Regions from separate parts of the Homo sapiens genome. Here all the other regions are linked to region 3. Evidence: chromatin contacts called from ENCODE Hi-C or POLR2A ChIA-PET data. All regions are on one chromosome and are shown on one strand. Each heading gives the region's core, a stretch centred on a gene start or an enhancer-like site at or near the end of the contact. The rest is flanking DNA. Distances are from core to core; before and after follow the strand shown. Region 1 overlaps PNPLA1 (patatin like domain 1, omega-hydroxyceramide transacylase). Region 2 has its middle 4.8 kb from the start of BNIP5. Region 3 has its middle 6.3 kb from the start of MIR3925. Region 4 overlaps PI16 (peptidase inhibitor 16).

What was found. A loop is a pair of places that touch in the nucleus more often than their neighbours do. ChIA-PET counts read pairs that join two places held with the same protein, here RNA polymerase II (POLR2A). Pooled maps may share reads with other maps.
Region 1: a pooled map shows a loop between it and region 3 (4-fold over the local background). The contact joins two enhancer-like sites. A Hi-C loop is called at or near these places in 2 of 50 pooled maps. POLR2A ChIA-PET finds 5 or more read pairs at or near these places in 4 of 52 experiments (A673, H1, HEK293 and 1 more).
Region 2: a loop to region 3 is called in a pooled map, with 5 times the contacts of the local background. The contact joins two enhancer-like sites. A Hi-C loop is called at or near these places in 3 of 50 pooled maps. POLR2A ChIA-PET finds 5 or more read pairs at or near these places in 4 of 52 experiments (SK-N-SH, activated CD4-positive, alpha-beta T cell and activated T-cell).
Region 4: a pooled map shows a loop between it and region 3 (3-fold over the local background). The contact joins two enhancer-like sites. A Hi-C loop is called at or near these places in 1 of 168 maps with a recorded cell type or tissue (heart left ventricle) and 5 of 50 pooled maps. POLR2A ChIA-PET finds 5 or more read pairs at or near these places in 3 of 52 experiments (A673, activated CD8-positive, alpha-beta memory T cell and naive thymus-derived CD4-positive, alpha-beta T cell).

The regions. Positions count from the first base shown.
Region 1 is chr6:36,299,132-36,304,662 of GRCh38, forward strand. PNPLA1 (patatin like domain 1, omega-hydroxyceramide transacylase) reads left to right here. Exons shown (of 9, transcript NM_001374623.1): 6 at 2,730-3,338. Among named protein-coding and RNA genes, the nearest start is that of PNPLA1, 32 kb to the left of the region's middle. RefSeq lists an enhancer at 3,009-3,509 and a silencer at 3,378-3,427. Within about 2 kb of position 2,772, at least 4 of the 41 ENCODE cell types and tissues checked have a DNase peak (open chromatin) inside an H3K27ac peak, as active enhancers do.
Region 2 is chr6:36,338,559-36,344,742 of GRCh38, forward strand. No RefSeq gene overlaps it. Among named protein-coding and RNA genes, the nearest start is that of BNIP5, 4.8 kb to the left of the region's middle. Within about 2 kb of position 2,558, at least 11 of the 41 ENCODE cell types and tissues checked have a DNase peak (open chromatin) inside an H3K27ac peak, as active enhancers do.
Region 3 is chr6:36,613,252-36,619,171 of GRCh38, forward strand. No RefSeq gene overlaps it. Among named protein-coding and RNA genes, the nearest start is that of MIR3925, 6.3 kb to the right of the region's middle. RefSeq lists a silencer at 1-107 and an enhancer at 1,814-1,863. Within about 2 kb of position 2,225, at least 8 of the 41 ENCODE cell types and tissues checked have a DNase peak (open chromatin) inside an H3K27ac peak, as active enhancers do.
Region 4 is chr6:36,961,580-36,967,854 of GRCh38, forward strand. PI16 (peptidase inhibitor 16) reads left to right here. Exons shown (of 7, transcript NM_153370.3): 4 at 307-395; 5 at 1,356-2,033; 6 at 2,244-2,383; 7 at 2,807-3,258. The coding sequence ends at 2,365. Among named protein-coding and RNA genes, the nearest start is that of PI16, 10 kb to the left of the region's middle. RefSeq lists enhancers at 1,441-2,066, 2,067-2,691. Within about 2 kb of position 2,457, at least 8 of the 41 ENCODE cell types and tissues checked have a DNase peak (open chromatin) inside an H3K27ac peak, as active enhancers do.

The sequences.
Region 1 (5,531 bases), core at 1,522-4,021, 310 kb before region 3:
GTGGATAATGCTGCAGTGCCCATGGATGTCTCTTCCAGATCCTATTCAATTATTTTGGATATATAACCAGAATATATGTTTGACTTTTTAATAAACTGCCAAATTGTTTTCCAAAGCAGTTGTACCATGTTTCATTCCCACCAGCAGTGGATGAGCGTTCCCATTCCTCCAAAACTTTTGGGGTTTTTTTTGTTTTTTTGTCTGTTTTTTTTTTTTTTTTTGAGATGGAGTCTCGCTCTGTCACCCAGGCTGGAGTGCAGTGGCATGATCTCGGCTCACTGCAAGCTCCACCTCCTGGGTTCACACCATTCTCCTGCCTCAGTCTCCCGAGTAGCTGGGACTACAGGCGCCCGCTACCACGCCCAGCTAATTTTTTGCATTTTTAGTAGAGACGGGGTTTCGCCATGTTGGCCAGGATGGTCTCGATCTCTTGACCTCGTGATCCACCCGCCTCGGCCTCCCAAAGTGCTGGGATTACAGGCGTGAGCCACTGCGCCCGGCCAACTTTTGGTATTTTTAATTAATGCTCAGAATTTTTCATTTTAGCCCTTCTAACAGGTGCATGTCGGTAACTTATTGTGGTTTTAATCAGTATTCCTCTAATGACTAATGACTTTGAGCATCTTTTCATTTGTCTATTTGCCTCCCATAGATCTTCTTTGGTGAAGCATTCGTTCCACTCTTTTGTACATTTCTCACCTAGACTCTTAATAAGCTTTGTTTTTTTAGGGTAGTTTTAGATTTATGGATAACTTGTGAAAATAATACAGGGTGTTTGTCTCACATCTGTTAGACGTTACAGAATGATACATATATAACACGGTATTCAGTCCAGTACATTTGTTACAACTCATGAACCAATCTTGACATATTATTAACTAAGAGCCATTGCTTATTCAGATTTTCTCAGTTTTTACCTAATTTCTTTTTCTGTTCCAGGACCCCCCACCCAGGGATCACATTACATTTTGTTGTCACGTCTCCTCAGTTTCCTCTTGCCTATAACAGTTTCTCAGACTTTTCTTATTCTTGTGTGTGTGTGTGTGTGAGAGAGAGAGAGAGAGAGAGAGAGAGAGAGAGAGAGACAGAGTCTTGCTGTGTCACCCAGGCTGGAGTGCAGTGGTGCAATCTTGGCTCACTGCAAGCTCCACCTCCCGGGTTCATGCCATTCTCCTGCCTCAGCCTCCCGAGTAGCTGGGGCTACAGGTGCATGCCACTACCCCCGGCTAATTTTTTGTATTTTTAGTAGAGATGGGGTTTCACCGTGTTAGCCAGGATGGTCTCAATCTCCTGACCTCATAATCCGCCCGCCTCGGCCTCCCAAAGTGCTGGGATTACAGAGACTTTTCTTATTCTTGATGACCTTGACAGAGTTGACTATCGGTCAGGTATTTTGTAGAACGTCCCTCAGTTGGGGTTTGTCTGATGTTTTTCTCAAGATTAAGCTGGGGTTTTGAGTTCTGGGGAGGAGACCACAGAGGTAAGGTGCTATTCACATCACGTTACCTCATGGGCACGTGCTGCCAACATGACGTATCCCTGCTGATGTTGACCATGACCGCCTGGCCGAGGTAGTGTCCATCGGGTTTCTCCATTGTGAAGTACTCTTTCTCCCTCTATCCTTACTGCAGTTTTTGGAAGAAAGTCACTGTGCACAGCTCATATTTAAGGAGTGAGAAGTTATGCTCCACTTCCTAAAGGGTCAAGCATCTACATAAATTACTAAGAATTCTTCTGCAGGGGAGCTTTCTCTCTTCTCCCTGATTTACTTACCTACGTAATATATGTTTATATCAGTATGGATTCATGGTTATGTTATACTTTGGGTTATTATTCAATACTACTTTATTGTGTTCTTCAAATTGTTCCAGCTTTGGCCATTGGGAGCCCTTTCAGTTGGCTCTTTCACACATTTTAAAAACTGAATTGTTTGTTTTCTTATTTAAGGGCTGTTATGTGGCCTAGATAAACGCCATCCCCCCGCCCCCCCACCCACCCACTATTTTTGAGACAGGTTCTCACTCTGTCACCCAAGCTGGAGCGTAGTGGCACGATCATGGCTCACTGAAGCTTCAGCTTCCCAGGCTCAGGCAACCCTTTCACCTTTCTCAATGAGTCTTACAGCCACAGTGACCTTCTCAGAACCAGCCTCAGCTGATTACCTCCCCTGCCTAAAAGTCATGCTACAATAATGCTTGCCATGAAAACTAAGGATCCTAGCTGCTGCCTACAGCCCTGACATGGTCCGGCCCCTGCCGCCTCCTCAGCCTCCTCCCCCAGCACAGTACCCCCGCCCCACACTGACCTTTCAGGCCCCCGACCACCTGGTGTGTCCTCAAACTTTGTGGCCTTTGTGTGTGCTGTTCCCTCTGCTGAAACACCCTCACCACCCCGCCCTGACCATCCTGGGCCACGTACCCTTCAGATCTCTACTCACTGCCAATCCCTCAGATGACCTGCCCTCTCTCACAGCACCACATTCCTCTCTTCCTGCACTTGCCTCAGTTGAAACTCTAGATAATTTGGGTGGGCAACGCCTGCTTCCCCACACTACACCGTAAGTGCCAGAAACCATCACGTTTGTTTTCACTCACTGTAAATTCAAGTAAGTACAGAAAGACCTTTGAAAAGCACTGTTCCTGTTTAGGAAAATAACTCAAGAAACCATTTTTGCAAAGGCCATGCTGCTGCCAGGGCTGAGTAACACCCCATGCTATTGTTTATCCTAGATGCTGTTTATCTTAATTCTTCCTCCAAGAGAGTGATTTTCCCCCGGGTGGAAGTGTACTGCCAGATAGAACTCGCCCTTGGCAATGAGTGCCCTGAACGCAGTCAACCAAGCCTTCGAGCACGGCAGGCCAGTCTGGAAGGAGCCACACAACCTCACAAGGAGTGGGTTCCCAAAGGGGATGGAAGGGGCAGCCATGGTCCGCCTGTGTCCCAACCTGTGCAGACACTTGAATTCACATGCGAGTCACCTGTTTCAGCACCAGTCTCTCCACTTGAGCAGCCACCTGCACAGCCACTGGCCTCTTCAACTCCACTTTCTCTAAGTGGCATGCCACCTGTATCATTCCCAGCTGTGCACAAGCCACCCAGCTCCACACCTGGTTCATCACTGCCCACCCCACCACCTGGACTGTCACCTCTGTCACCTCAGCAGCAGGTACAACCGTCTGGATCACCAGCCAGATCCCTACACTCTCAGGCACCCACTTCACCCAGGCCATCCCTGGGGCCTTCAACTGTGGGGGCACCTCAAACACTGCCCCGAAGTTCTCTTTCAGCCTTCCCTGCTCAGCCACCTGTGGAGGAACTAGGCCAAGAACAGCCCCAAGGTATGGACCCTTCTGGCTTGTTATGACTTTCTCATGCCTGGAGCCCCTTGGCAAGCGAGCAAGGACACCAGGGCTGATAACCGCTTCTTTAGGGGTGCGTGGCTGAAGTTAGCAGTGAGCTTTAGCATCTCTGTCCATTATGAGGACAGTCCGCCACAAGGGGGCAGTGTAATAGACATTGGTTCATTTCCCTTGGTGCAGTGCTTCTCAAAGTGCGATCCCCCTACCGGCAGCAAAAGCATCACCTGGGAACTTGCTAGAAATTACAGTTCTCAGGTCCTACTGCAGACCTACTAAATTACCAACTTTGGAGGTGCGGCCCAGCTGCCTTTTTTACAAGCCCTCCAGGTGATTTTTTGCCTGCTCACATTTGAGACCGCTGGGCCAGTAGATTTTTACTGTGAAACCTGCTGTGCTGGGCGTGCTACTCAAAGAGTGGTCCGCAGACCAACCCAGCCCTCAACTGTGTGTTACTAGCCCACCACGGAGGGTGTGCAGAAATTAAGAGTAATCATTTAGAAACGTTTATAGCACTAAGGTATTTCCACAACATCCCGGAGCTTGACCATTTTTTACTAATTCATTTGCATTGTATTTCACAAAATTACTAGTTTGTTATAGACTACAAAGAAATTTTTTTTTTTAGATGGAATCTCGCTCTGTCGCCCAGGCTAGAGTGCAGTGGCGTGATCTTGGCTCACTGCCAGTTCTGCCTCCCGGGTTCACGCCATTCTTCTGCCTCAGCCTCCCGAGTAGCTGGGACTACAGATGCCCGCCACCACGCCTGGCTAATTTTTTGTATTTTTAGTAAAGACAGGTTTCACTGTGTTAGCCAGGATGGTCTCAATCTCCTGACTTTGTGATCTGCCCGCCTTGGCCTCCCAAAGTGCTGGGACTACAGGCGTGAGCCACCGCGCCCAGCCAGAAATTTTTAAAAAACTGTTTCCTTACTACTACAGACGGTTTCAGAAGCACCACTATAGGGCCTGCAAAGATAAAACGTTCTCAATTCCTTACTCAGGAAATCTCCCTTTCAGCAGAGGAGATAACAGGGATACTAACCTCAAAAATACAATCAGGGACTGGGTGTGGTCACTCACACCTGTAATTCCAGCACTTTGGGAGGCCAAAGCGGGTGGATCACCTGAGGTCAGGAGTTCAAGACCAGCCTGACCAACATGGTGAAACCCCATCTCTACTAAATACAAAAAAATCAGCCAAACTTGGTGGTGCATGCCTGTAATCCCAGCTACTTGGGAGGCTGAGGCAGGATAATCGCTTGAACCCAGGAGGTGGAGGTTGCAGGGAGCCAAGATTGTGCCATTGCACTCCAGCCTGGGCAACAAGAGTGAAACTCCATTTAAAAAATATATATATATCAGAAGTATTAAGTACTATATAACTAATAAAAACACAGTGTTGGAGGGTATTCGTAGAGAATAAGACCACTTATCTCTGGGGCAGTATGAAAAGCTTCTTGGAGGTGACAGGTGAGCTTAAATGGGCAGGATTTTGAACATCGTGGTTTGTGGGATTGGATGGGTTGGAGTAGAAAGAGCATTTCCGATTTTGTTTATTTAAAATGCTCAGGTGCAGTGCAGGAATGTGCAGGGTACTTTCAAGGTACTTTAGGAAGGAGAGGACTTGTGTGTGGCCACCATGGATGGTCTGGGTGGAGACAGAGGGACAGAGACCCAAATGAAGGACTGAAGCCAGATTGTAGGGTGCTCATGGTCCTCAGCCAAACTTCCAGAGCTATTATGGTAAACGTCACAGATCGGCAATGTCTCCTCATCTGGGAATTAGCCCCAACTTGGTAGAGATGCCCTTTCTTTGGAACAGGTTTACTTTGACTCTTTTAATGAGACAAAAACAAAACACCATTAAGAAAATTAGGCTGTGACTCATGCCTTTGAGAGGCAGAGGCAGGCAAGTCACTTTCAGTCAGGAGTTCGAGACCAGCCTAGCCAACGTGGTGAAACCCCATCTCTACTAAAAATACAAAAAATTAGCCGGGCATGGTGGCAAGTACCTGCAGTCCCAGCTACTCAAGAGGCTGAGGCAGGAGGATCACTTGAACCTGGGAGGCGGAGGTTGCAGTGAGTAGAGATCGTGCCACTGCACTCCAGCCTGGGCGACAGAGTGAGACTCCGTCTCAGGAAAAAAAAAAAAAAAAAAAAAAGTCAGAAAATT
Region 2 (6,184 bases), core at 1,308-3,807, 270 kb before region 3:
TCTTTCTTTCTGTGTATTAACAGTGCCTGGTACTTGTAAGGGCTCAATAAAGGGCCAATGTTTTATTACGGGCAACAGAGTTATTAATGCTTCATTCATTCTGTCAACAGGTTTTGGATCCAGCTATGTGACAGACACTGTCTCAGCACTAAATTTAGAATTTATTAGTCCAAGAAGTCACTCAGCCTTCAAACAAATGTTAAATAATATTACATATTTTTCATTTATTTAATGAAACTATTGTGTCAACCACTTCTTCCAGGCCCTGTGTGTATTGTATGTGTTCTTTCTTATTCCAAGGTGAATATGCCCAGCCTGGCCCAGCCCTCATGGAGTCCATAAAGTAGTTGGGAAGAGAGAAACACACAGAGAAAAATCATACAAGCAAGCAGAAGGGAATAGGAAGTTGTTTAATGCGTACAGAGTTTCAGTTTGAGAGGAATGTGGTACCACTACCTCCACCATTCAACCATCTCCACAACTTTTGAGATGTGGAGGATTTTCACAAGGCACACTCAAACTCAACTTTTGAGTTTGGAGATGGTTCAATGGTGGAGAGTGGTACAACAATCAAAATGTGCTTAATGCCACTGCACCGTACACTTTAAAAAGGTTACAACAGTCAACTTTATGTCATGCATATTTTACCACAATAAAAAGAAGGGGAGGGGCAGACAGCCACGTGGCACACCGTGCAGACATCTCCCATGTACCCAGCAATCCCATCTGCAGGTACATACGCTCCTAGGTTCTCACGGGAGGGAGAACCATCATGGGCAGCTCTGGGCATCCCACGCCTTCTCCATCAGGGGTCCGGGGGGCAACCTAGCCCTGTGCTCAGTGCCTGCCAAAGACCATATCCTGGAGACGATCTCCACGATCTGGAGACAGACTCTGGCAGCTGCCTGTCCCAGGGCCAAGGTCGGCTACACTACGAGTGAGCCCCCATGCAAAATGAAAACAAAGCACCCTTGTTCAAAACGTATTAATAGTTTCAAGACAGACAGCAGAACATTAAACCAAGCCCCCTGCCCTTCTGAGTGCACACCCTGTGCAACAGTCCAGGTCACACAGCCTTGAAGGGGGCTCTGAAGGTGACAGTTCCCAACCATGTGCTGGGAGGGAAGATGGCAGAGGGAGAGAGAGGGAGATTGAGAGAGAATATCTTTAAAATTTTTATTTAAGTATAACGTATAAAAAGGTGCACAGATCACAGGCAGACAGCTCAATGAATTTTCACGAAGGGAATAAACCTGTGTAACCACCACCCAGATGAAGAAAGAGAACATTCCTGGCACCCCAGAACCCACCTTGTTGCCCTCACGACTCCCAGATTAGATTAGTTTTGCCTATTTTTGAGCATCATCGGTCTGCATGTTTTCTTTTATGCCTGGCTTTTCTCACCGCATGTCTGCGGGACTCAGCCATACTGCTGTGCTGTCATTCTCAGACGGACAATCCCAAGTGTCAGAGCCCATGTGGGGCAAACAGAATTCTCATACGCTGCTGGTGGGAGTGGAAAATGGTGCAACTACTTGGAAAAATCGGCTGGCAATATCTATCAAAGCTGAACAAACACCTGCCCTGTGACCCAGCAATTCCACCCCCAGATAGATACACAACAGAAATGCATCCCCATGGCCCCCCGAAACAACTTTGATATGAATGTGTATATCAGTGCTGTTTGTGAGAGCCAAACTCTCAAAAACTTGAAACTACTTAAATGCCCATTAACAGGAAAATGTACAAACAGTGGCATATTCACACAATTGAGATTTTGTTGTTGTTTTTTCCAGAGAGTCTGTACATTTGTTTATAAAGATTTTTCACCCGCTTGTGTGGGCTGCGTGTGCAGCACGGGGCACGGAAGATAAACGTGGTCTTGGATAAAAATGATGGTAGCCAACGGAGAGGAGTGGGTGGAACACAGGGCCCCAGTCTCAGGAGCGCGGGATTTGGCGGTTCTGAGTAACAAACCTAAGAAGGATTTTCACAAGGCACACTCTAACCTCTCTGAGTGTGAACGCTGCTTCCCAGAAATCCGTCCCCATCCCGGCAGAATTATCTACATATGGAAATGAGCCTGGATCTTCATTTGCTCTGCGGCTCTTGTTCACCGCAGAGCAAAGAGCAAGCTGGTGAACTCTCACTCCTTTCCCGGGCCACACCCTCTGCCTGGAGCCTGCTAATTCGAGGTCCAGCCTCCAACCCACCGGCCTTCCCTAAGTCTCCTTCAGTGTCCTCAGTGAGAGGTGCCGGAAAGGCTATGACCTCACTCCTTCCCAAGCCCCGTCAGAACCCAGAACCAGAGTCTCCAGCCCGAAAATAGCCTCAGAATATCCCCTCGGTTGCTGTGTGCGATGCCTGATTTAGGTCTTGTGCCGGAAATGCTCAGTGAATCTCAGTTCCCCTCCAGATTCCCCTGCCTCGTGGCTCCCAGCGACTCCTAGACTCTCCTCCGCCTCAGCTGTCTGTGGGTCCCTGCTGCAAGCGGGGGCCTCGAGTGCCCGTCCCCACGGAGTGGGAAAGCTGTGGCTTTGACATTAGGCAGAGCTGCGCTGCAGCTCCGGCTGCCTACCCCCAGGGGGCGCGCTGGTGATCGCAATGACAACGGCCATTCGCAAAATGGTTACCAGACCTCAAGCCCGTAGCACGAGCTTCTAAATACATGATTTTTGCCCACAATAATATTCATAAAGAATATATTGTTATTTTACAGATCAGGAAATTAAGGCTCAAAAAGATAAAATAGGCCGGGTGCGGTGGCTCACACTTGTGATCCCAGCACTTTGGGAGGCTGAGGCGGGCGGATCACTTGAGGTCAGGGGTTCAAGACCAGCCTGGCCAACATTTCGTATTTTCGTAAAAATACGAAAATTAGCCGGGCATGGTGGCGTGCGCCTGCAGTCCCAGCTACTCGGTAGGCTGAGGCAGGAGAATTGCTTGAACCTGGGAGGCAGAGGTTGCAGTGAGCCGAGATGGCACCACTGCACTCCAGCCTGGGCGAGAATGAGATTCCATCTCAAAAAAAAATAAAAAGGTAAAATGCTTAAGTGATACTAGTAAATGGCAGATTAAAACCTGCCAGTCAGCCAGGCCTTATGGCATGCAACTGTGTTCCCAGCTCCCCAGGAGGCTAAGGCGGGAGGATCTCTCCAGCTTAGAAATTCTAATCCAGCCTGGACAACATAGCGAGACCTTGTCTCCAAAAAAATAAAAATAAAAATCTGTCAGTCTCCAAAGTGCACTCCACTGTTCTTCTGAACCTCAATTTTCACACCATTACAATGGGAATAAATGATACCAACCTTGCAGGACTGTTAGGAAACTTGAGTGAGGCGATGCAGTGAGCACTTGGCATAGGATGCTGGTGGGCACCTGGGTAGTGGGAACATTTGCTGTAGAAGGGCCCACAGTGAGGTCTCATCATGGGACAGGGGCCCACAGCTGTCTCACAGAACTTGCTCCAAGCCCAACAGTGTCACATGGGTGAACCCAGCCAGGATAATTCCCCAAATTCCTCTTTCCTGGGTCCTAAGGTGGACATTGGTCTCCTCAACCTCTGGTGGCTCTGGCAAGCCCTCTTACACTGTGCCGGTAAAGGAAGCACCTGGTTTAAGCCAGGGTTTCTCAACCTCATCTCTGTTGACATTTTGGACTGGATACCTATTTGCTAGAGGGGAGGGGGGCGGTCCTGTGTGTTGTAGGATGTTTAGCAGCATCCTTGGCCTCTACTCACTAGATGATAGTAGTATCCCACCCAGTAGTGAAAACCAAAAATGCCTCCAAGTCCCCTGGAGAGCAAAATCTCGCCCAGCTGAGAACTATTGGCTTAAGCAATAACGACATGCAATGATCTCACGTTAACTAGGAGTCCCTGATGGCAGGTAGTTCCAGGTGGTTTGGGGCAGCAGCTTGATGATGCCAACAACCACCAATGTTGTCCTAATGCTCATCAATTCATGATCACAAGATGGCTGCCACAGATCCCATTGTGCCACCGCCACAGTCCCACTCAAAGGCAGGCAAGAGGGGGAAAGCGATGGTGTCCTGTGGCATCACCTTTAATCTACAGAGTTTTCCTAGACACTTCTCAGCAGATCTCCCCTGTGTCTCATTGGCTAAAACTGGGGTACCTATCCAGTCCTAGCAGCAAGGGAGCTGGGAAAATGACTAAGTGGCAAGGGGGAGGAGGGATGGAAATGGTGGGCCCTCCCTGACCTGGCAGAATAGACACTCCTCATACTTGCAGAAATTATTTTTAAATCTATCTGCTTTTCCTCACTAAGACTTCAGGACAGGGATCCACATGTTTTCCTCTGTATCCTCAGAACTTAGCCTCGTGCTTAGCACTTAGAAGGTGTTTACTTCATGCTCGTTGAATGAATGAATGAATGAATCGATCAGTTGACCAATGATTTGACCTTCCCCCTTCCTTGCTTATATCACTAAGAGCCCTAAGTAGATGATTATTTATCTATATGCAAATTAACTTGTCTAATTACAAATAAGCCTATGATACAAATAATAATGCAAACATCTCCCAGTTTCTCTAACAAGTCCCGATCCCTCTGGCCATTGAATATGCTGTTCCACTTGTCCAGAACATTCTTCCTGCTACCTCTAACCTCACCCCTCTTCAGCTGGCCAGCTCCTTCTCACTCATAGGTCTCAGCTTAGATGTCACTGCCTCTGGGAAGCCCTCACTGATCTCCTCAGTGTGGCTCGAGGCCTTGGTCCCCTGTGCTGCGCCATCCTAGCACTTATCACCCTGTGTTGTGACTGTTTCCCTAGCAGGACAGGAAATGTCCATGGAGACCAGAACAGCTTGTCCTTCACCAAAGTTAAGTTCTCCATAAACTTTTTTGATTGAATCATTTATGCCAAGGGTTGGCAAAGCTGTTCTGCAAAGTGCCAGATAGTATTTTCAGCTTTGTGGGCTGTATGATCTCTGTTGCAACCATTCGACTCTGCGGTTGGAGGGAGAAAGCAGCCATAGCTGATACTTAAACAAATGAGCATGGCTGTGTTCCAATAAAACTCTATTTGTGGGCACTGAAATTTGAATTTCATATGAATTTCACATGTCATAAAATATTATTCCTTAAAAACATTTTTTCAACCATACAAAAATGTAAAAACCATTTTTAAAGGTTCACCGGCTGTACAAAAACAGGTGATGGACCTTAGTTTGCTAACCCTGATTAATACTGAGAGTCACATGTTCTGGATTTTCCAGGTCATTCTCAAAGATACAACAGGATCACATAAAGCAGTAATGCACAGTAGTTCTTAAGATCAAGCAGTTAAGTTAAACTTGAAAGTGCATTAAATGACTTAGCCATCACAACCCAGAAGACTGTGTCTTAGGAAATCAAAGATTAAGATTAATTTAAGACTGGAGCTGGGCACAGTGTCTCATGCCTGTAATCCCAGCACTTTGGGAAGCCGAGATGGGCAGATCACTTGAGGTCAGGAGTTTGAGACCAGCCTGGTCAACATGGTGAAATCTCATCTCTATTAAAAACACAAAAAATTAGCCAGGCCTGATGGCAGGCACCTGTAGTCCCAGCTACTCAGGAGGCTGAGGCAGGAGAATCGCTTGAGCCCAGGAGGTGGAGGCTGCAGTGAGCTGAGATCGCACCACTGCACTCCAGACTGGGAGGCAGAGTGAAACTCCATCTCAATTAAAAAAAAAAAAAGATTAACTTAAGGCTGGGAAACTGTTACTATCAGGGAACTATATCAATAGGTTCAAACAAAAATGTTTGATAATTTCTATATGCAATTCTGTTGGAAATTTTTAAAACTAGGCAGAAGAATATTTCTTTTCCATAAGAATGATTTCTCTGAAATGATATTCAAAACATTATCTAGATTAATGAAAGCAGCTGTGATGTCCCAGCCTACATCTTTCTCCTGTGCTGGATGTTTCCTGCCCTCAAACATCAGACTCCAAGTTCTTCAGTTTTGGAACTCGGACTAGCTCTCCTTGCTCCTCAGCCTGCAGACAGCCTATTGTGGGACCTTGTAATCGTGTGAGTTAATACTTAATAAACTCCTATACATATATATATATATTAATTCTGTCCCTCTAGAGAACTCTGACTAATACAGTAGCCATTGGAAAAATTGAAAACAAATTAACTGAGACTCGTTGTCCTTAGGGTATAGGAGTGAGAGT
Region 3 (5,920 bases), core at 975-3,474:
GATTCATGGGAGGTGGTCAAAATATCAACATTAGCAGTTTGGAAGAAGTTGATTCCAACCCACATGGATGACTGAGGGGTTTGAGACTGCAGTGGAGGAAGTAATGACAGATGTGGTGGAAAAAACAGCAAGAGAACTAAAAACGGAGCGTAGAGATGTGACGGAATTGCTGTAATCTCATGATAAAACTTGAACGAATGAAGACTTGTTTCAATGGATGAGCAAAGAGTGGTTTCTTGAGATGGAATCTATTGCTGAAGGTGCTGCACACATTGTTGAAATGACAACAAAAGATTTGGAATATTGCATAAACTTAGTTGAAAAAGCAATGGCAGAGTTTCAGAGCATTGACTCCAACTTTGAAAGAAGTTCTACTGTGGGCAAAATGCTATCATATAGCATCAGATACTACAGAGACATCTTGTGAAAACAAGAGTCAGTTAATGCGGCAAACCTCATTATTGTCTTATTTTAAGAAATTGCCACAGCCACTCCAGCCTTCAGCGACCACAATCCTGATCAGTCAGCAGCCATCAACACTGAGGGAAGACCCTCCACCAGCAAGGTTATGTGGCTGAAGGCTTATATGATTGTAAGCATTCCTGGGCTTAAGTGATCCTCCTGCCTCAGCCTCCTGAATAGCTGGGACTACAGGCCCACACAACTATGCCTGGCTAATTTTTTTTTTTTTTTTTTTGAGACAGAGTCTCATTCTGTCACCCAGGCTGGAGTGCAGTGGTGCGATCTTGGCTCACTGCAACCTCTGCCTCCTGGATTCAAGTGATTCTCCTGCCTCAGCCTCCCGAGTGGCTGGGATTATAGGCAGCCACCACCATGCCCTGCTAATTTTTGTATTTTTAGTAGAAATAGGGTTTCACCATGTTGGCCAGGCTGGTCTCGAACTCCTGACCTCAGGTAATCCGCCTGCCTCGGCCTTCCAAAGTGTTGGGATTACAGGCGTGAGCCACTGCGTCTGGCCTGTATTTTTTTAGAGATGAGATCTTACCATGTTGCCCAGACTGGTCTCAAACTCTTGGGCTCAAGCCATCCACTTGTTTCGGCCTCTCAAAGTGCTGGGATTACAGGCATGAGCCACCATGCCCAGCCCCTGTACATTTTTAAATACATAATGCTTTTGCACACTTACAGTACAATGTAAACATAACTTTTATATACACTGGGAAACAAATTGTGTGACCTGCTTTATTGACATGGTCTGGAACTGAACCCATATATATCTGAGGTATGTCTATATGTGAAATGTGCACATAATGTTTTCTTGTGCTAAGTTCCCCAGCTTTTGAATTTTTATTTTTTTTTTAGATGGAATCTCCATCACCTGGGCTGGAGTGCAATGGCGCGATCTTGGCTCGCTGCAACCTCTGCCTCCTGGGTTCCAGTGATTCTCCAGCCTCAGCCTCCCGAGTAGCTGAGATTACAGGCACCTGCCACCAAGCCTAGCTAATTTTTTTTGTATTTTTAGTAGAGACGGGGTTTCACCATGTTGGCCAGGCTGATCTTGAACTCCTGACCTCAGGTGATTTCACCTGCCTCAGCTTCCCAAAGTGCTGGGATTACAGGCGTGAGCCACCGTGCCCAGCCAGGTTTCGAAAAATTTAAAGCACTTTTTATATTTTATACCTGTAATGGATTCAGTCCTGTGGGCATGGGCAATTCTTTGTGTGCCAGACATTTAATATCTCTGTCCTCTTCACCCTACAGCCAGTTAACCTCCCTGGCCAGTGTGACAGTCATTAAAAAAAAAAAAAATTGGCTGGGCGCACTGGCTCATGCCTGTAATCTCAGCACTTGGGCTGAGAGGCAGAGGTGGGAGGATTGCTTGAGCTCAGGAGTCAGTCTGGGCAACATAGCAAGACCTTGTCTCTACTAAAAATAAAAAATTAGCCGGGTGTGGTAGCACGTGCCTGTTGTCCCAGCTACTCTGGAGGCTGAGGTGAGAGGATCGCTTGAGTCTGAGAAATTGAGGTTGCAGTGAGCCGTGATTGCATCACTGCGCTCCAGCCTGGGGGACAGGAGTCTAAAAAAAAAAAAAAAGAAAAAAAAATGCCCAGCTACCCACTAGGAGGCAGTACTGCACCATCGAGAATGGGCCAGACTTTTTGCCTGAGGTTGCACATCTCTTCAGGGAATTGAGTCTGCACTGACTTTTCCACCATGACAATAATAACACATTAACAAAGATAATCATAACAGTAATTACTGATCCTTGAGCTTTATGTATCAGCATTTTGCTAAACATTTTACATATACATACTACCTACTCACTTAAACCTAACCACTTGAGGGAGGCTCTGTTACCCTATTTTGAAACCAAGGCTTAGATCCAAGACCCATGTTAAGTGCTTTGTGAGGAAGGGGTTTTACTGAAGTGCTGAAAGAATGGGATTTGGATAGGAAGTTGGATATATGAAGAGCCAAGTGCATAAAAACAAAGGCAGGAAACTAAAAGGTTCCATGTTGACAGGTTTAAAACCCTATGAATTTGTTCAGAGCTTTAGAATGGTAGGTAGACTAGTAGAATGTCAGAGCTACAGGGACCTTAGAGATTATCAGGGATGGTGATTTCCTTTTTCTTTTTCTTTTTTTTTTTTTTTTTTTGAGACTGAGTCTCACTTTATTTCCCAGGCTGAAGTAGAGTGATGTGATCTCGGCTCACTGCAACCTCCGCCTCCCGGGTTCAAGCAATTCTCGTGCCTCAGCCTCCTGAATAACTGGGATTATGGGCGCCTGCCACCACGCCTGGCTAATTTTTATTTTTTATTTATTTATTTTTTTTGAGACGGAGTCTTGCTCTGTCGCCCAGGTTGGAGTGCAGTGGCGCGATCTCAGCTCACTGCAAGCTCTGTCTCCCGGGTTCACGCCATTCTCCTGCTTCAGCCTCCTGAGTAGCTGGGACTACAGGCATCCGCCACCACGCCCGGCTAATTTTTTGTATTTTTAGTAGAGATGGGGTTTCACCGTGTTAGCCAGGATGGTCTCGATCTCCTTGACCTTATGATCTGCCTGCCTTGGCCTCCCAAAGTGCTGGAATTACAAGCGTGAGCCACTGCGCCCGGCCAATTTTTGCTTTTTTAGTACAGACAGGGTTTCACCATGTTGGCCAGGCTGGTCGGGAACTCCTGACCTCAGGTGATCTGCCTGTCTCGGCCTCCTAAAGTGTTGGGATTACAGGCGTGAGCCACCATGCCCAGCCAGGGATGGTGATTTTCAAACTTTAAACATAGTTAAAGTTTTTGGAATGAAATCTTATGTAGAATACAGAAAACAGCTAAAAATGGTATAGCTATAAAAAGTATAGGTTCTAATAATATTGGCTCATAAAGACAAGAGAAATCCAATTTCCTTCTGTTATTTTGGTTGAATAGAGAAGTGCAAATGGTAACATTTTTTAACACTTTATTTTGCAATCCCCGAGGTGACAGGATAGGAAGGTCCATCCCATAAACAACCTAGAAGCACAGACGTCAGAAGAACATCACCCCAACATGTTTATAGGCATTTGGTTGAATAGGTTTTATGTGGGGGAAAAAACAGAAAACTTAAAAATTGTTAGACCTGTATATATTTTCAACTCAACCAAGTGCCTGTGAGCCCTCTGCAGCCATAGTGGGAAAAGTCCTTATACTGCCCACACCTTCATGCTACAGATGAAGAGCCTGAGGCCCAGGGAGGAGGAGGGGGTGGCTGAGACTCAGGGAGCCTAGGGGGGCCATCTCCAGGGGCTCGGCCTCCTGCCACCCCATCCGGTGCCCTTTCTGAGTGACCAGTCATGACATCTGGTATGGCAGTGTGCTGGAGCCTGGCTGTTCAACCCCTCACCCTGAGAGGGCTCTGGCCACTTGCCCATCTCCCTGGCAGATAAAGCCTCAGACAGATGGCAAACAGTACTTGGCTCCAGGAATCAATTCAGGTCTGATTCACCAGTGGTTTGTGCCCGAGCCAGCGCCACAGGCTGTCTCCTTTCCCCTGTTCTATCACTCACTACCCTCACTGTGGCCAGGTTGGGACTCTTGAGCAACAGGCAGATACCTGTGATCTTGAGAATTGCACTGACTCTTTTGAGGGTTTTCCAGGCCACAGCAGGACTTGTCTGCCTCATTCCTCTGGGCAGCTCAGAGCATTACCCCATCAGCTGCAGTTTCAGTATCAGGGTGGGGCAGTGGTGTGGGGTGGGGCACCGTGTTACTAGGACTAGCCCTGTTGGCTGCAGACACATTGGCAACAGGTGGTGGCTCAGGGGCACAGAACAGGTGGACTACACATCTCCAGGATGAAGTGTCATTTATTGGCATTTGCCTTTTGAAAGAAGCAATCTACTTATAAATGGCAGGACCCTTTTTATTTTCTTTTTTGAGAAAAGCATTTTATTAAATCCATATTTGGAGATATGTTTTAGCAAAGTATAATTAGCATTTTTTGTTTAGAGGATGAATTGTGTTGCTACTCAATAGAAGGAGAATATGGCATACAAACAATGCTTTTATGCAGAAACATGTGTTTTTGTTTTTGAGACAGAGTCTTGCTCTGTTGCCCAGGCTGGAGTGCAGTGGCGCAATCTCGGCTCACCTCTGCCTCCTGGGTTCAAGTGATCCTCCTGCCTTAGTCTCTCAAGTAGCTGGGACTACAGGCATGTGCCACCACGCCCAATTTTTGTATTTTTAGTAGAGAGGGTTTTGACATGTTGCCCGGGCTGGTCTCGAACTCCTGACTTCAAGTGATCCACCCACCTTGGCCTCCCAAAGTGCTGAGATTACAGGCGTGAACCACCGCGCCCAGCAGCAGAAACATGTTTTAAAAGTACATTCAGGCTGGGCGTGGTGGCTCATGCCTGTAATCCCAGCACTTTGGGAGGCCAAGGTGGGCGGATCACGAGAGGTCAGGAGATCGAGACCATCTTGGCTAACATGGTGAAAACCTGCCTCTACTAAAAATACAAAAAATTAGCCGGGCGTGGTGGTGGGCGCCTGTAGTCCCAGTACTCGGGAGGCTGAGGCAGGATAATGGCGTGAACCCGGGAGGCGGAGCTTGCAGTTAACTAAGATCACGCCACTGCACTCCAGCCTGGGAGACAGACGGAGACTCTGTCTCAAAAAAAATAAAATAAAAAAGGACGTTCATACACTTAAGCTTTTCTGACTGGACACGATGCTGCTATTTAATAATAAACTTTTTTGATCTTAAAAGAATCCAGAGCAGGTCCCCCAGGAGCAGGTTCGTGGCGTATCACCAGTGGGGAAGGCTTTTCTCAGAGGCTCTGAGGCAGTGTCTCAAGAAAGGGGGGAGGCTCCGCTTTCTCAGAGTTGCAGTGCTCACCTTGCTGCTGCTGCCACACATCTGTATGCGCCTTCCTGGTACATCACCATCACCACAGGCTCTCATGATAGTGAGGGCTTGACTCCTTCGGGAACCTCAGTCTCCCCAGCTGGAAGTAGGAGCCATAATGCCTCCCTTTCAGGCTTGTTGGGACAAAGAGATGAGGTCACATAGGTGAAGCATCAGCAACTGTGCCTGGCACAGAGGAGGCCCTGAAAGTTGCCAAGCTCAGCGTTTTCCTTCACATCAGCTCTGCTCCACCCCCTTTAATTACTCACTTTTATAATAATTCAAAGGTAACCCATGACCATGGTAGAAAAATTAGCACATATAAGCAAAAAAAGGGAAAAAAGTGATTCAATAGCTTCTGGTTTTTCTAGCCTTTTTCTTTATTCTGGGTGCTTGGTATGGGAAGTTTCTTCATTTGTGTTTAGAGGGTTTTGTAGAGATGATATCATGGTCCCACTTTGCAAACGAGACAATTGAATTCCAGAAAGAGGAAGTGCCTTCCCCAAGGTCATGCAGATAAGGTTAAGCTGGGTTGAAACCCACAGCTTGAGTCCAAGCCCAGCACCAGAATATCAGG
Region 4 (6,275 bases), core at 1,207-3,706, 350 kb after region 3:
CTGGAGATGGAGAGGGGGAAGGCACAGGCAGAGCCAAGGGGAGGGCAGAGTCGGCCACAGCCTGAGGGAGTGGGAGGAGAGGGGTCAGTCTGGAGCAATACTGTCCAGGGAGCTGTGAAGGCACCAATGGGGGTCTGCTGTCATCTGCCAGAGAGGGCCAGGAGGAGCCCAAGTTCGCCCAGCAAGTCAGTGGCTGGCAGTCAGGAGACCCAAGGGCATTTCCAGAGTAGGTGTGTGTATAGGAGTTGGGGAGAGGGTTGGGAGGGGTCGACCCCCTCCCCGCAGCATCCTCCTGACCTCCTGTAGGGGGAACGTGAAGGGGAAACGGCCCTACCAGGAGGGGACTCCGTGCTCCCAATGTCCCTCTGGCTACCACTGCAAGAACTCCCTCTGTGGTGAGTCCACGGGTGGATGGGTAGGGGCAGGGGGTGTGGAAATGATGCGATGCAGACTGGATGGTCTAAGAGCCTCCCTGGACTGAGCGGGACGTGGGCAGGGAAGGAGCCTGGTGGGATGCGACCACCGGGGGCCCCTGGCGGCTCCCTTAGCCCCCCACGCGCAGCCACTTTGGCGCCCTGTCGTTCCAAGTGGCCGGATTTCAACCCTTCAAAGGGAGGATGTTAGAAAGTCTGGCGGCTTCGGGGGGGCCCGCGCGAGGTGGGTGTCGCCACACTTTAGGGTCTCGAGGAGCGGGCTGGGGCCAGACCGGTGGGCGTGGTCAGAAGGCTTCAAACGGGCGAGGCCAGTCTTGCTGGGGGCGTGTGAGGGACCGCGATCCCGCTGGAGAAGTCCCCTGAAAAAGGGCAAGTACGAATGTAGAGAGACTTGGACCAGGAGGTGGCTAGAGGAGCAACTGTGTCAATCACCAGAAGTAACGTTTCTTTTCTTTTCTTTTTTCTTTTTCTTTTTTTTGACGGAGTTTTGCTCTTGTTGCCCAGGCTAGAGTGCAATGGCTCGATCTCGGCTCACCTGCAACCTCCGCCTCCCGGTTTGAAGCAATTCTCCTGCCTCAGCCTTCCGAGTAGCTGGGACTACAGGCACGCGCCACCACGCCTGGCTAATTTTGTATTTTTAGTAGAGATGGGGTTTCTCCATGTTGGTCAGGTTGGTCTCGAACTCCTGACCTCAGGTGATCCACCTGCCTCAGTCTCCCAAAGTGCTGGGATTACAGACGTGAGCCACCGCGCCCGGCTTGTAACTTTTATTTTCAATGAGGGGCATATCAGCTGGAGAAGTGTATGTGTGTGTTTGTGTGTCCTGGTAGGACATTTGGTCGCGTCACTTGGTTTGCAGTGCCATGAGAGATGTGGGGTCCTGCTTGCAGCACTCATGCCCGTTCTCGTCTGTCTTATCAGAACCCATCGGAAGCCCGGAAGATGCTCAGGATTTGCCTTACCTGGTAACTGAGGCCCCATCCTTCCGGGCGACTGAAGCATCAGACTCTAGGAAAATGGGTACTCCTTCTTCCCTAGCAACGGGGATTCCGGCTTTCTTGGTAACAGAGGTCTCAGGCTCCCTGGCAACCAAGGCTCTGCCTGCTGTGGAAACCCAGGCCCCAACTTCCTTAGCAACGAAAGACCCGCCCTCCATGGCAACAGAGGCTCCACCTTGCGTAACAACTGAGGTCCCTTCCATTTTGGCAGCTCACAGCCTGCCCTCCTTGGATGAGGAGCCAGTTACCTTCCCCAAATCGACCCATGTTCCTATCCCAAAATCAGCAGACAAAGTGACAGACAAAACAAAAGTGCCCTCTAGGAGCCCAGAGAACTCTCTGGACCCCAAGATGTCCCTGACAGGGGCAAGGGAACTCCTACCCCATGCCCAGGAGGAGGCTGAGGCTGAGGCTGAGTTGCCTCCTTCCAGTGAGGTCTTGGCCTCAGTTTTTCCAGCCCAGGACAAGCCAGGTGAGCTGCAGGCCACACTGGACCACACGGGGCACACCTCCTCCAAGTCCCTGCCCAATTTCCCCAATACCTCTGCCACCGCTAATGCCACGGGTGGGCGTGCCCTGGCTCTGCAGTCGTCCTTGCCAGGTAAGGCCCATAGCATCTGTCCCACTTTCCTCCTGGCTCTGGAATGTCAGTATCCTGCCCCAGCATAGGTGGTATGAGCATGGTGGGGCATGCACCCTCTGAGTAGGAGCTTCCTCCCTGGCTGCTGCCCCACCTCCTTGCATGGTGGGGTGGGCGGGACATCAGGCACAGCTGTCTCTAGGCTGAGGCAAAGCCTCTTTCTTCCCACAGGTGCAGAGGGCCCTGACAAGCCTAGCGTCGTGTCAGGGCTGAACTCGGGCCCTGGTCATGTGTGGGGCCCTCTCCTGGGACTACTGCTCCTGCCTCCTCTGGTGTTGGCTGGAATCTTCTGAAGGGGATACCACTCAAAGGCAAGGCCTGGTGAGGGGGGCCCTGGCCTCATACCCACCTGGATTGTCTTCCTCCAAGTGAGAGACCACAGCTTCCTGGGCAGGTCCTGCTCTGTGGCCCAGCAGCCCCCCTTCACCCCAACTTCTGGCCAGATTCCAGGCCAGCACTCTTGTCCTCCTGGGAGGCGTCTACAGGGCCAGCCCCTGGCACTGCCCCAGGAGTGCCTTGGCTCTGGGTAGGCCCATCCTTCAGCTGGCTGCAGACTGTTCTGAGCGGTATTTACATGTGCCCACTCTCAGGTTGTCCTGTGGCCATCAGCTTCTCTCCCAGACAGAGGATCTCAGGCTTCCCAGGAACCCCCGGGCCCCTCCCAGTCCCCTGGCCTCTTCCTTGAGCCATCTGAGTCCAGGACTGTTCCCCAGAAGTGCCTCTTGCCTTCTCAGGGTGAAGAGGTCAGCTGTCCTCCTGTCATCTTCCCCACCCTGTCCCCAGCCCCTAAACAAGATACTTCTTGGTTAAGGCCCTCCGGAAGGGAAAGGCTACGGGGCATGTGCCTCATCACACCATCCATCCTGGAGGCACAAGGCCTGGCTGGCTGCGAGCTCAGGAGGCCGCCTGAGGACTGCACACCGGGCCCACACCTCTCCTGCCCCTCCCTCCTGAGTCCTGGGGGTGGGAGGATTTGAGGGAGCTCACTGCCTACCTGGCCTGGGGCTGTCTGCCCACACAGCATGTGCGCTCTCCCTGAGTGCCTGTGTAGCTGGGGATGGGGATTCCTAGGGGCAGATGAAGGACAAGCCCCACTGGAGTGGGGTTCTTTGAGTGGGGGAGGCAGGGACGAGGGAAGGAAAGTAACTCCTGACTCTCCAATAAAAACCTGTCCAACCTGTGGCAACTATTCCTTCTCTTTCTCATCCCCCTCCTCTAAAACACTCCATTTAGTGTCTCCTCTTTGGGACCCACCCTTCATTTCCTTCCTATAACTCTCGCCTCCCCCTAATCACAGGTGGCAGGCAGGAAGGGGAAGAGCCAAAGGAAGGCCAAGGGTGCTGGGCTGACTCCCCCAGCTTCAGGAGTCACCAGTGGGGCCTAGGTAGGTTTGGAGCCCAGGATCAAAGCATGGCATGCGGCCTCTTCACGGGGGCGCTGCTATCCAGGCCTGTCTGGGACACAAGGTCAGAAATGTACATCAGGCAAGGCTCTGCCAGCCCCAGGTGCTTGGAAGAGTCCTAAGAAAGGGATCTGGAGTCCCAGACCCTCCCCAGGGGAGCAAAGCAGGACTGTCCAGAGGTGCTGAGGATCAGGAAAGCACACATATGCTGGGGTAGCAGTGGTGGATGACTGAGGGTGGCTTGGGTGGTAGGGAGGGGCAGAGCAAGTCTCCAGACCACCGCTGGAAGGTGAGCAGTCAAACAGGACACCACCCAAGTCAGGCCAGGGCTGGGAACCGACCTGTAACCAAGGAGGACACTCCCCTCTTTTACTTTCTTTTTTTTTTTTGAGATAGAGTTTTGCTTTGTCGCCCAGGCTGGAGTGAAGTGATCTCGGCTCACTGCAACCTCCGCCCACCGGGTTCAAGCGATTCTCCTGCCTCAGCCTCCCGAGTAGCTGGGATTATAGGCACCTGCCAACACGCCCAGCTAATTTTTGTATTTTTAGTAGAGACGGGGTTTGGTCAACAGGTGGTCTTGAACTCCTGACCTCAGGTGATCCACCGGCCTCAGCCTCCCAAAGTGCTAGGATTACGGGTGTGAGCCACCACGCCCGGTCTACTCTATGTTTTTTCCAGCTCTATTCAGATATAACTCACAACATAAAATTCACCCATTTAAAATATGCAACTCAACGGTTTTTACTATATTCACAAGGTTGTGTAAAACCGTCACAATTTTAGAACATTTTCATCACCCCAAAAAGAAACCCCATACCCATTAGCAGTCACTCCCTATTTCCCTCCAACCTCCCCAGCCCCAATCAACCACTAATCTATTTTCTATCTATATGGATTTGTCTATTCTTAACATCCATATAAATTCTTGACATATCATATATGTTATGGTCTTTTGTGACTGCTTCTTTCACTTAGCATATAAATATATATAATTTGTTTTAGACAGGATCTTGCTCTGACATCCAGGATTATAGCTCACTGCAGCCTCCAACTCCTGGGCTCAAGTGATTCTCCCATCTCAGCCTCTTGAGCAGCTGGGACTACAGGTGCATGCCACCATGTCCAGCTGATTTTTAAATTTTTTGTAGAGACCAGTTCTTACTATGTTGCCCAGGCTGGTCTTGAACTCCTGGCTTCAAGCTATCCTCCCAAAGGACTGAGATTATAGTTGTGAGTTGCTGCTCTCAGCCAACATACTTTCAAGGTTCATCCATGTCGTAGCATGAATCGGAACTTCATTCATTTTTATTGCCAAGTAATATTCCATTCTATGGAATATTCATTACATTCTATAGAACATTTCCATTTGTCATCGGACACTCAGGCTGTTTCCACTCCTGAGCTACTACGAATACTACTACTAAGCATTCATATACCAGTTTTTGTGTGAACGTTAAGTTTCCAATTATCTTGGGTATATACGTAAGGATATATATAAGGAGGTCCCCAAAGGCCTGTCAGAGGCCCTTTCAGCTTTGCCCATTGGATGAGGTTTCCCAGGACGGGAGGAGGAGGACACTCCTCCTGTCACCCCTCCCTTTGCCAGCAGCTGAGGTCTCCTCCTGCCCAATCCCACCCAATCTCCTTTCTCAGATGAGGACCCAGCATCCTAGTTTCCAGGACTAGTCGACAGGAAACACGCGAACTGCTAGGAGGGCAGATGGACAGGGTCTCACCCCCAAAGATCAAATGGTCTAGGAGCATTTCACACACACAAGAATTTGAATGAACTGAAAACTTCCTGTTTCATTAGATTAAAAACCTGTACTTTGCTCAGCCAATAACTGGGACACAGTATCAAGAGATTTTCATGCCATTTCTGGGTGTGGAAGATGGCCTGGGAAATGAAGTTGAAACCCCCAAATTCAGGAAGTTACTTGGGGGCAGCAGCAGCCCTCCCAGAGGTGACTGGCCAAGGCCACTAAAACCTTGCTCTCTACTCTGGGCAGCCTCTCTGAACTTCTGGGAGGAGCTCTTCAGATCTAGCTTAGCTCAGGCTCCAGAGATACAGGTGCCCCTCAATCTCGGGGGGCCTTAGGAACTAATCAATGCAAAAACAGGATCTGAGGCTGGAGCAACAGGAAGAAAAGATACCCCAGAACAGTGGTCAGTGCTGTGGGAAAGCACGCTGGGCTGGAGAAAGGCCACAGGGCAGACTCCCCTCTGAAGGGCCTGGGAACCCGAGGCCCTCCTTCTCTACAGGCCTGCCCTGCCCACCCCTGCATGTGTTCTTCCCACTACCTTAGCCCTCTTGGGTGTTTCCCTAGGAAAGTTAATATGGGTGACAAAGTTATGAGACCTTAGTGGCCTCAACCAGTGTAGTTACATAATACCCACACAGGCACACTTCTGCGTTCCTGGGAAACAAGGACATGTGAGGTGAAACTGCCTGTGAGTCCACTGTTACTAGGCCACTGGGAACACCCACTTGTGCACAAGCAACACAGGGGCCTTCCCTTTGGCGGGGGTGACTCAGCCCCTACCTGTGGAGGGAAATATGACCAAACCCACCAGACCCCAACTCTCACAAGCCAGGTCACCTCGAGCAAGGGCAGAGAAATACCTGGGGGAACCCAGCTGAGTCTCAAAATATTTGTAAGTTTTGTCTGCTTACAGACTCCAGTGCTGGGCAAAAACCATTTGATGGAAGGGAGGTCTGCCCGTTCTGATGTAACCATGGCCACTACACCAAGTGACTCTTCGTAAAACTTGAAGCTACGTTATCCTCAAATGGTGCTGAG